2 separate regions of the Homo sapiens genome follow, and region 2 is linked to region 1. Evidence: chromatin loops called from intact Hi-C (ENCODE). Cell type or tissue: Calu3. All regions are shown on one strand. Links, peaks and the distances in the headings refer to the core of each region. The heading gives the core; the rest is flanking DNA. Region 1 overlaps ACBD6 (acyl-CoA binding domain containing 6). Region 2 overlaps ACBD6 (acyl-CoA binding domain containing 6).

What was found. Hi-C counts contacts between places; a loop is a spot of excess contacts. Peaks named below come from ENCODE experiments on the same cell type or tissue, not always from the same donor. Only the 100,000 strongest peaks of a DNase experiment are listed, where the experiment ranks them.
Region 2: a loop joins it to region 1, with 5 times the contacts of the local background. A loop is called at or near these places in 8 of 110 quality-filtered maps.

The regions. Positions count from the first base shown.
Region 1 is chr1:180,363,648-180,366,474 of GRCh38, forward strand. The region is part of intron 6 of ACBD6 (acyl-CoA binding domain containing 6); the gene reads right to left. Among named protein-coding and RNA genes, the nearest start is that of MIR3121, 73 kb to the right of the region's middle. In Calu3, for the core only: no CTCF peak of the experiment used is centred there; a DNase peak (open chromatin) is centred at 1,594.
Region 2 is chr1:180,477,168-180,479,994 of GRCh38, forward strand. The region is part of intron 3 of ACBD6 (acyl-CoA binding domain containing 6); the gene reads right to left. Among named protein-coding and RNA genes, the nearest start is that of ACBD6, 24 kb to the right of the region's middle. In Calu3, for the core only: a CTCF peak has its summit at 1,192 (motif pointing left); no DNase peak of the experiment used is centred there.

The sequences.
Region 1 (2,827 bases), core at 126-2,625:
AGCAGCAGCTTCTCAGAGTTAACCTTGCCAATCAGAGTAAGCAGGAGCAGGAGCAGGAGCAGGAGCAGGAGCGGGAGCATGCTTGTGCACATTAAACTTCACATGTGTCCTTGAACCTATGGTGCACTTCCTCCTCCCACAGCAGCCAGGGAAGGCTTTGTAATGCTCATCCTTAGAGAGAACCTTGAATTCCATTAGAAAGCTCCACAAAATGGAGAAACCCTCAAGTGGCAGCTTGAACCACATAGACAGCTCATACCCTTTACTGATATTAGAAGTAAGCTCATGGGATTAAGTCGGCAAGTACTAGAAAATTAAAAAGTATGAACACACTGACAAATGCCATGATACCAACAAGAATACAAGATGTGTCTAAGCCTTTTTTCCTGCTTTTTCTTTACCTTTTTAAAAAAAGGGATGGCAAATATTTAAAACAATGCTACAATAAAGACTGGGCACTAAGTCTACAAAGAAACTCTATAACTTGTCTGGCTAATATTGGGCTAATATAATATCTACATCTATACAGTGATTTGCTATAAAACCATTCACTTATTGATGGCCTAGCACATTTTACAAATAAGCTACACTTTAAGAGGAACAGTAAAGGCAGACACCTTGCCTTTGATGTCACATCTATTAAGTTACAGCTCTACTCTGTTCCCTACCAGTGATAAGACATCTTATATAATGTACATTTTTAGTGTTACATGTTTAAAAAGGGACATTGATTCAGTAATGAGCCACTAGGTTGGTGAAACTAGTCTGGAGAAGACTTAGGAAGAAAATGTCTACTGTCTTCAAATAACAGAACGGTTGACACCTGGAAGGGAGGAGATACAACTTTTCTTCATAGTTTTAAGAGTCAGAACTAAAACGAGAGTGAGTTATAGGTAAGCAGACATAGATTTAACAGGTAGGAGAAATTTCTAATAATTAGCACTTTCTGAAACAGAATAGGCTATTTTGTGAAGTAAACAGAAATCTTCAGACAGGCTAGCTGGCTTAACCATCTTTTGGAAATTTAGTGGAGAGGAGTCCTGCATTAGGTGGGAGTTGAACCAGATGATCTTTAAATTCCTTTCTATCTTTTTTTTTTTTTTTGAGATGGAGTCTTGCTCTGTCGCCCTGGCTGGAGTACAGTAGCGCGATCTTGGCTCACTGCAACCTCTGCCTCCTGGGTTCAAGTGATTCTCCTGCCTCAGCCTCCCGAGTAGCTGGGACTATAGGCGTGTGCCACAACGCCTGGCTAATTTTCTGTAGTTTTAATAGAGACAGGGTTTCGCCGTGTTAGCTAGGATGGTCTCAATCTTCTGACCTCGTGATCCGCCCACCTTGGCCTCCCAAAGTGCTGGGATTACGGGCATGAGCCACCGCGCCTGGCCAATTCCTACTTTTAAGATTTTACAATTATTATTTATTCAAGGTCATAGTTAGTGGCAGAATAGAAATTGGAATTCAGGTAACGTGACTCCAAACACAGTCTTTCCAAACACAAGGTTATAAACTCCTCAAAAGTCTTCAGGCAAAAATATAAAAGACTGAGGTCAACTGGGTCAGGGAAACTGAAGAGTTCAAAGCCTGTCAACAGAGGGCAGTAGGTACTCAGCTCTAGTTGATAGAAGAACGTGCCCACGATTGCCATATTTGCAGATTTTTCAAGAGAAGTCTAAAATCTGTACTTTTATATGAAATTAACTGACAGTTAATTATAAATAAATTGTGGACTAACACTACAGGTGTCAAACAAAAACAGATCTATGGGCTGCACATGACTTATACTGTTTTGTGACCATGAGACTTTACTCAAAAACTCCATTTCCAAACTACTGATTTTAAAAAATCCTTCTCTGGAGTCTTCAAATTTATCAACATCCTTTTTGAAATACAAAAATCTAAGCTTTATGTTTTATATTAATTACATCCTAATAATTGCTATGTATATAACAGTACTTTGCCCTGGCCTTTATAGATTATATTCCTATTACTGTAATGGCAGCAGTAAATTTGCTTTGTAAGAGCAACACTACATTGCCATCTCATTGTTTACCTACGGTCCACAATAGCCGTCAAATTTTCTACTGATGATATTTGTGCATAAACAATCTCTATACATGTATACATGCATATGGTCCATAAGTATATTTAAATATGCTCCATATTCTATAATTATTTCACGGAAAAATTACTTTTCTTTGAAGAGTCTTTTTTTTCTTATCTTTTTCCCATCTTTCAGGCATTAATCACTCTGAGTATATCAGTTTGATCAAAAGCAATATTGACCATTTCTAGAACTTACTCTGTTTACTTAGTATAACTAAGCAAATTGCTTGGTCTCATTTGCAAGCATTTTGTTATTCTGTGTAATTCCTTCATCATTAATTGGTTCTTATAATGTTACATTTAAAAGAACATTTAAAATTTAGCAACACTAGGCATAGCCAAATATATTTTATAACATGCACATACTTATTTAAATAGTACATCTCAGAAACCATCAATGAGCCACCAGTTCAACATTCAAACAAGTTAGTTCTTTTAAGGCAGATGATTAACTAATTTCCTGAATTCAATGAGGAAGAATTGCCTGACATTTTAAAAATTGAAAGAATTACAGAATTAATTCAATTCTGAGGGTACCATCAACTTTAGACTACAAAATGTTATGATTCAGTTGTAGGTAGCTTAGACATTTAGAAACCTTTATGGTGAAGACGGTAGGTTTTCCTGGGGATAAAAACTAATTCTTTTGTTTTCAAGCTTACAATAGTGCAAAATGTCAACAATTTCTGGTTAATAGCAGTACCAAGAGAGAATGTAGCCAGGG
Region 2 (2,827 bases), core at 70-2,569, 110 kb after region 1:
ACAACAGGGCATGCAATTTAAAACTTATCAATTGGTTACTTCTGGAATTTTCCACTTAATATTTTTGGACCACCGTTGACCTCAGGTGACTGAAACCCCTCAGAAAGCAAAACTATAGATCAGGGAGGACTGCTATACATTTTTAAACCACAAACAGGGACCACTAACAAACACATACACACATATAAGAGCATACACACAAGCATTAAGAATCCTACAGTTCCTAAATATTGCATAACTCTTTATAAAGTCAGTAGGATAGACCATTAAATGTTTTTAATAACACACCATGCTTTTCTGTACTGAAAATTACCTCTATATGGAGGTTAATAAATTTGGCCCAAAATATAATCAATCTCTGTTCCTAGTAACAAAACATGTCATAATAGAGTTTATCATTAGAACGAATTTTTTTTTCAGTAGAAAAAATAATCTCCTTATAATTTAAAAAACAGATAAAATGCAGTTCTAGTTCTTAATTCCCAACTAATACACACAGGTTACTTTTTTACTAAAATAAGTCAGAAATGTTTTATTAAAATCAGGAAAGAAACTATTTCTAGATTATTTCTTTTAGCTATAGCTTTAACATCATAATTCAATTAATCTACTAAAATGTGTAACTGTTGTATCTGCAAAAAGCTTATTCTGCTCTAATGCACAAATAAGAAGTCTTAAAAAAGTCTTCTGCAAGCTGGGCAAGGCAGTGTGCACCTGTAGTCCCAGCTACTTGGAAGGATGAGGCAGGAGGATAACTTGAGCCCAGGAGTTCAGGTCTAGCCTAGGCAACATAGTGAGACTCCATCTCTTTAAAAAAAAAAAATTCTTTTGCAAAAGAAAATTTTAGTTGCACAGGATACTAATTTTCTCTAAATTTTCTAATAAATTTAGATCACCATATGATGCTTATTTTTCTTAACTTACATGGATTGAATAAGAAAACAAAGTCATTTTTAATTCTAATCTATTATCCCAAAAGTACATCATTTTGGGATGTAAAGATAATAAGATTATCTTTATTGAAATTATTATAATTTTACATTAAAATGTATTTTTATTTATTAAGTACAGCTAAAAAATAATTTCTAATCTTATAGTTTTTATTGTGTGTCTATTAGAGAAATACACAAAATAAGCATAATTGAAGTGTATTTAGTTTCACAGAAAAATCAGTAACTTTAAACTGTGAAACACTGCCCTCTATAGTCCACTGAATTAAACAACAATTCAATTTATAATACTTAGAACAATACAACCTAGACAAGGAATTTTGGACTTTCTGCCTCGTTCCTGAAGCAAAATTTTCCCGCTCTATAAATCTCTCTTTTTTTTTTTTTTTGAGACGGAGTCATGCTGTGTCGCCCAGGCTGGAGTGCAATGGCACAATCTCGGCTCACTGCAACCTCTGCCTCCCAGGTTCAAGCAATTCTCCTGCCTCAGCCTCCCAAGTAGCTGGGATTACAGTACCACCATTGCTGGCTAATTTTTGTATTTTTAGTAGAGACGGGGTTTCACCATGTTGGTCAGGCTGGTCTCAAACTCCTGACCTCAGATGATCTGCCCACCTTGGCCTCCCAAAGTGCTGGGATTACAGGCATGAGTCACCACACCCAGCCTATAAATCCCTTTTTTAAAAAGAAGTTTATACTAGAGAAATGCCTATTTCAGATATCCATTTGGCTGGGCACAGTGGTTCACACCTGTAACACCAGCACTTTGAGAGGCCAAGGCAGGAGGATCACTTGAGCCCAGGTGTTCAAGACCAGCCCAGGCAACATGCAAGACCCCATCTCTACCAAAGAAAAAGAAAAAGAAAATTCGCTGGTGTGATGGCACACACCTGTAGTCCCAGCTACTCAGGACGCCAAGGTGGGAAGATCACTTGAGCCCAGGAGTTTGAGGCTGCAATGAGCTAGGATTGCACCACTGCACTCCAGCCTGGGCAACACAGCAAGACCTTGTCTCTAAAAACAAACAAAATATTCATCAATCTCATTTAAAGCCTCTTCTCTAAAGAAATCAATACTTGCATGCTTATTGCAGCACTATTCACAATGGCAAAGATAAAAAGTCAACCTAAATGTCTATCACGGATGAATGAATAAATAAAATGTGGTATATATACACAATGAAATATTACGCAGCTATAAAAAAGAATGAAATGTTATTTGCAGCAACATGGATGGAACTTGAGGTCATTATCTTAAGTGAAATAAGCCAGACACAAAAAGACAAATATCACTTGTTCTCATTTATATATATGAGCTAAAAAATTTGATCACATGGAGGTAGAGAGTGGAAAGACACATAACAGAGACTGGGAGGGGCAAGTAGGGGGAAGAGGGGAAAATGAAGAGAAGTGGGTTAAAGGGTATAAACATACAGTAAGAAAGAAGGAATAAATTCAATGTTTGATAGCAGAGTAGAGGGACTACACTTGACAAAAATGTACAGATACCCGAAATGCCCTGATTTGATCAGTACAGCACTATATACATGTAACAAAATTTCACAGGTACCCCATATATTTGTAGGAAAATACAAGCAGTATGGCAGGTACGCCTGTAATCCCAGCACTTTGAGGCGGAGGCGGGTGGATTGCTTGAGTCCAGGAGTTCGAGACTGGCCTGGGCAACATGGCGAAACCCTGTCCCTATTAAAAATACAAAAAACTAGCTGGGTGTGGTGACACGCACCTGTAGTCCCAGGTATTCAGGAGGCTGAGGTGGGAGGATGGCTTGAGCCCCGAAGGCAGAGGGTTCAGTGAGCAGAGATCGCACCACTGCACTCCAGCCTGGGTGATAGAGCCAGACCCTGTCTCAAAACC